2 separate regions of the Homo sapiens genome follow, and region 1 is linked to region 2. The links are chromatin contacts, found by Hi-C or POLR2A ChIA-PET in ENCODE. All regions are on one chromosome and are shown on one strand. Each heading gives the region's core, a stretch centred on a gene start or an enhancer-like site at or near the end of the contact. The rest is flanking DNA. Distances are from core to core; before and after follow the strand shown.

Evidence for each region. A loop is a pair of places that touch in the nucleus more often than their neighbours do. ChIA-PET counts read pairs that join two places held with the same protein, here RNA polymerase II (POLR2A). Pooled maps may share reads with other maps.
Region 1: a loop to region 2 is called in a pooled map, with 12 times the contacts of the local background. The contact joins the promoter of TCFL5 here to the enhancer-like site in region 2. A Hi-C loop is called at or near these places in 1 of 37 single-sample maps with no recorded cell type and 6 of 50 pooled maps. POLR2A ChIA-PET finds 5 or more read pairs at or near these places in 4 of 52 experiments (HepG2, activated B cell and activated T-cell).

The regions. Positions count from the first base shown.
Region 1 is chr20:62,860,462-62,863,161 of GRCh38, forward strand. It overlaps TCFL5 (transcription factor like 5), which reads right to left and starts at 1,361. Exons shown (of 6, transcript NM_006602.4): 1 at 563-1,361. The coding sequence starts at 1,209. It overlaps LOC105372717 (a long non-coding RNA gene), which reads left to right and starts at 974. Exons shown (of 4, transcript XR_936989.4): 1 at 974-1,080. RefSeq lists silencers at 780-929, 1,430-1,619, 1,670-1,769 and an enhancer at 1,154-1,808.
Region 2 is chr20:62,622,283-62,624,982 of GRCh38, forward strand. No RefSeq gene overlaps it. Among named protein-coding and RNA genes, the nearest start is that of SLCO4A1, 19 kb to the right of the region's middle. RefSeq lists enhancers at 1,888-2,247, 2,508-2,557 and a silencer at 2,288-2,377. Within about 2 kb of position 1,294, at least 38 of the 41 ENCODE cell types and tissues checked have a DNase peak (open chromatin) inside an H3K27ac peak, as active enhancers do.

The DNA.
Region 1 (2,700 bases), core at 111-2,610, 240 kb after region 2:
TGGAAGTCCTCCTCTTCCTATGGAGGAAAAGCAAAACTGCGCCACCTCCCTGCTCTCATCACATCCTGACACCAATCTCACTTTTGCCATCCTCCAGTGTGACCACGATGGGCAACTACAGGCTGGGATGAGCAGAAAACTGCGGACGCAGCCCCTTCCACAGCCATCCCTGAGGGTCGCCAAGGGGGCGGCTGCAGGCTGGAGCCTCATTTTAGAGCTCAAAGCCTGCAAACCCCCGTCGGGCCTTCCTAGGCTTCCCTGACATCCAAGAGTGCCACCCGGAGCACATGGTTCCCAGGAATTCTGCGCGCTCGGCCCCACTCCAGGCGGGGCCACTGAGGGAGGGGGTGTTTAGTTTCTGGAAGTACCTGCTCCCCGGGGCCCGCACAGCGCACACAGCCTTTCGGGGCGGCCCCAGACCCGGTGAGGTCCGCGCCCTGTGCCGCCGGGAGGGCAGGCTGGGGGCGTGCACAGCGAGGGCCCCCTTTGCCTCCGCCCCGGCCCCGGCCCCGGCCTCGGCCTCCACCCGGGCCCCGCCAGCCCCCGGCCGCCGGGCACGCACTTGTTGAGCGCCCCGCCCGGCTCGGGGGGCTCGGGGCCGCGCGGCGCGGGCGGCGGCTCGGCGGGGATGCTGTTGAAGCGGTCCTCCAGGCGGACGCGCACGGCCGGCTTGGCCCGGGCCTCGGGCGCGCCGTCGGGTCCAGCCGCAGCCGCAGCCGCGCCCGCGCCCTCCTTGGCGGCGCCGTCGGCCCGGGCCCTCGCTCCGTCCCCGCCGCCCGACGTCTTCTCCGCCGCGCCCGCCTCGCTTAGCAGCATCATGCGCAGCTCCTGGAAGTCGATGTGGCCCAGGCAGGGCGCGTCGGCCGCCAGCGCGGACGGGCACAGCACGGGGTACACGGGCGCCGCGCCCCCCTGACCGCCCGCCGCGAAGCCGCCCGCGCCTGCGCCCGGGCCCGCCGCCGCCAGCAGCGCCGAGTTGAGGCGCGTCTCGAGCTCGCCGTCAGCCGCCGCCTCCATGTGCGAGCAGAGGATGTGCTGCAGCTGCGTGTACTCCACCTCCGTCATCTCCACCAGGCTCAGGTCGGTGGTCGTGAAGCTCAGCCCCGGCTCGCCCAGCGCCGCGTCCCCGCCGCCCGCGCCCTCGACGGCCGCCTCGCCGCCTGCCGCGCCTGCCTCCGGCGGCGGCTCCCGCGGTCCGGGGCCCGACATGGCGGCGCGGCGCGGCCCAACGGCGGCGAGGGCGACGCGGGCGGCGGGCGGCGGGAGGCGGGAGGCGGGAGGCGGGAGGCGACCCCCGGCCCGAGCACTACTCTGCGCCGGCCACAGCCGGCGCGCCGTTGGGGGAGGGAAAACCGCTGAGTGCCGCGCACAGCGCCTGCGCCGCCCCGCCCCGCAACGGCAACCCCACCCCTGCGCCAGCCCCGCCCCCTCCGTTACCCGCCGCCGCCGGCCCCGCCCCCGCCCAACCGCCCGCACGCCCGGCCCCGCCCCACGTCGGCGGATGCTTGCGCGGAGGGCCCGCCCCCACGGCCCAGCCACGCCCCCACAGCTAGGCCACGCCCCCAGCTCAGGCCACGCCCGGTTCCCAGCCACGCCCCTGCTGCCCGGCCACTCCCCGCTGAGGCCCGGCGAGGGCGGCTGCGCTGGAATCAGCGTGATACCTACGCGGTGACACCCTGGGGAGAAGCCACGTCCGTGCGTGCACGTGCGCCCCATTACAGCGGCAGGAATGAAGACGTTGTCAAAACAGCTCCCTGGACCCACAGTCCACAGTGCCCAGGCCATCCGCTTCATCCGCGTAAAATGCGCAGCGCATGGCCGGGTTCTGTGGCTCATGCCTGTAATCCCAGTACTTTGGGAGGCCGAGGCAGGTGGATCAGGAGGTCAGGAGATCGAGACCAGCCTGGCCAACATGGTGAAACCCCGTCTCTACTAAAAATACAAAAATTAGCTGGACGTGGTAGTGCGTGCCTGTAATCCCAGCTACTCGGGAGGCTGAGGCAGGAGAATCGCTTGAACCCGGGAGGCGGAGGTTGCAGTGAGTCGAGATCTTGCCACTGCACTCCAGCCTGGGCAACAGAGCCAGACTTCATCTCAAAAAAAAAAAAAAAATGCACAGCGCGACGGTGGTGGTACATTCCCAGCGCTGGGCCCGCCTCCACCGCTGCATTCACCACCGGTCTCCTGTAGCAGTCAGCACACTGCCCCTCCCCCGCCTGCAGCCACTAATCTTCTGTGTCCAGGAGTTTGCCTAGGCTGGGCCTTCCCTGTTAAGGGAACTATGCAATATGTGGTCTTTAAGAGACTTATTTTTGCAATCTTGAAATAATTCCTGTACTTAACCTCTCACCCACATTCCCATCTCACTCAGTGGTTGTCTGTTCTCTGTCTAGGCATTAGGACACTTAAAGGCCTGTGACTTGCACATCGTCTTCTAAGCCGGGTCTGAATCTTTCGCTCATTTCATCACAGTTTAGACACAGACCAATATATTACAATGATTCAACGATGGGCTATGAAAGCTCAGCCATGCAAATCTAAACTCACACATGTATACATGAAAATAATATATCAGTTTTGGGCAAAACATCAGGTTTCAGAAAACACTACCAAGGAGGAAAGCAAGGACTTAAAACTCTCAAGGACATGGCAACAGAAGTCGTCTAACGTAAAACAGAGAGGGAAGGCTAAGAGAGTGAG
Region 2 (2,700 bases), core at 44-2,543:
AATTATCCGGGTGAGCCCAGTATAATCACCAGGGCCATCTAGGAAGGAGGCAGGAGGGTCGGAGGCAGAGGAGGGGAGTAGAGGTCCGAGGCAGAGGAGGGGAGTAGAGGTCCGAGGCAGAGGAGGGGCGTAGAGGTCCGAGGCAGAGGAGGGGCGTAGAGGTCCGAGGCAGAGGAGGGGCGTAGAGGTCTGAGGGCTGCAAGCAAGGGCTTGAGCCAAGGAAATGCAGGTGGGAAAGACAGGGACATGGATTTTGCCTTAAAGCCTCCGGAAGGAGCTCATTCCTGCTGGCTCCTGGTGCCCCAGTTCAGTCCTCTGCCTCCAGAACTGTAAGGTGACCTGTGAGCTGTGTCGGCCCTTCGCTGGGGCTGTTACTGCAGCCCCCGAAACTCACCCGGCCTTCGAGAAAAGGAGTGCAGGTCTCACTCTGAGGCCCCAGGAGCCTCGGGAGGTTCCCAGCAGGAAACGACGTGGTCTCCTGCATGTTTCTAACTTAGAAGCCACCGTGGGAGTCCGGCCCGGAGGCAGCCCTGGCCCACGGCTCACGCTGCTCTGGGCTCTCTATAGAGTCGTCCCCCTGCTCCTCACAGTCCTGGTGTCCCCCGCTTTACAGGTGAACAAGCCGAGGCCCAGTGCTGCCTGGGTGCTGGCCCTTGCGACGGCCCAACTGGTTGGGTTGGGGCCATGTAAGTGCCAGGCAGGCTGGTGCTGCCTCCTGGGCGGTCACCTCCCGGGGACGCCACTCGGTCACCAGGGGAGGCGGCCTCAACAGTGCCTGCCGTGTGACGCTCCCCAGCCTCGGAGGTGGCCTTGGCTCCAGGGCCTATGGCAGGCCCATCAGTCCCAACAGGCGGGAAGAGCAGCCTGACCTGGTTGAGCTGGGACCTCCGAGGCCACGGACGTACACACCGTCCTCCCTCCACAGCCTCCGAGGCCGCGGACGTTCACACCGTCCTCCACAGCCAAAGGGCTGCCCGGGTGGTTTTGGTTCCATCAGTGAAGTTTTCTGTGGTTCACTCAGAGCGGAGCTGGGCATGGCTTCCTAATTGTGTCTCCTCTGGAGCACTTCAGAGCCTTCCCAGGGCCCGTGGAGCCTGAGGTGTGTGCTGGCACGTGTGGCACAGGCCTGGGAGTCCCAGCAGCGGCAGAGAGACCCGGAGGGGGTCAGGTGCCCTCCACCCACAGAGAGGGGGTGTGCGTGAAGAGGAGGGGTGGGACGAAGGAGGAGATGTGTTTTCTGCTTTAATGATTTAATGGGTATTTAACCCTCCCTTGGTATTTGCCTGGCTTCCGGGTGCTCTGAAAAGTTTCCCTAAAGGGGCTGGGGGAGGGGAGCTGGCGCCATGAAGGCGTGAGTCAGGTGGGTGAGGCTACGCTTGCTGGAAGGAGTCTACGTGCCTTCTGAACACACAGCTAACAGCCTGCACCTGTCCCAAAGGCCATGCTTCCCTGTGACAATGACTGGTTCCTGCCCACGTCGGGAAAGCCTTGGACAGCTTTCCTGGCCTCCAGAGAACCAGGGGAGTTGGGCTTGTCAAAGTTCCTGGGAGCCAGTGCTTCCCCTGCAGGCTGAGACCAGCCCAGGAAACTTCACTCTCAAACCACCGCCCCAGGGCAGAAACTTCCCTGGCCGCCTGCCCTGGTAATTTTCCAGGGTTGAAATTTTCCTCTCCAGGGCAGGAAGGACCTTCAGCCACTGATAGCTCAACCAGAAATGTTTCTACCGGACCAGAAGTCACAACCGCCCAGAGCATGACTTCACTCAGCCTCAGGGGCGGGGCTGTGGGGAGCAGTGGTCGGGGCCCCTCCCACCTGCAGATCAGGGGTGTGTCTGGCCACGCCCCACCAGCATCTGCAAGGGACAGAACGTTCCAGGGCAGGCAGCACAACAGGCCAAGGACTCAGGATCCCCGCCAGAGGGGCAGGGGCTGCAGGAGGCCACCCGCTCCCCGCTGACCTTGGCAGGAGCACCTGGGAAGCTGTGATGATCCCGCCCGGGTCTCCTCTCGGCCCTGAGGTCGCAGGACTCCAGCCACTGTGGAGATGAGAGGGAGTGTGGCTTCCCCTGAAATGAAACCAGACCCAAACCAAGACAAAAGCCTCCCACATTGATCCTATATTCCTGCCCTTCCTTGAGAGCAAGGGGCAGGATTTGACTTCCCCCAGGGGTAGGGGGGCACGCATGGCTGCTTGGGCCCATGGAAAGTGGCTGGAAGGGCCGCGTGTCACCTCTAGTGGAGACCCCTGGGACCCAGTGTGCAGTGCACCCTGGCCCTGGCAGCGACACCTGCAGCCTCCAGGTGGTGCCCGCGGGGGCCCGTGCAGGGACGCGGGACCAGGGCCCTGGCTGCTGTGGGGCCTGATCTGTCTGTGTTGATGGACACACCTCAGAGCCAGGATGAGGCCCAGAAGGACCAGGAGCCCAGCCTGTCTCCTAAGCAGCTTCCAGGTACTTCTGTATTTGGATATTTTTAGGAGAAGCTCTTTATTATCCAAAGATGTCATCATCAAAAAAGGGAAACGACCATCCAACCACACTTCTGCCAGTTTTACCGAAAGAGCAGACTGTGCCGGAACTCGGTGCTTAAAAGGACAGAGCAAACCCCTAGTCTACTCAGAGAGGAAGGGCACGTCCGCCCCACTCGAGGGAGGAACAAGGCTGTCCACTCAGTAAGTCTTTGTAAGGAGTGCCAGGGTCCT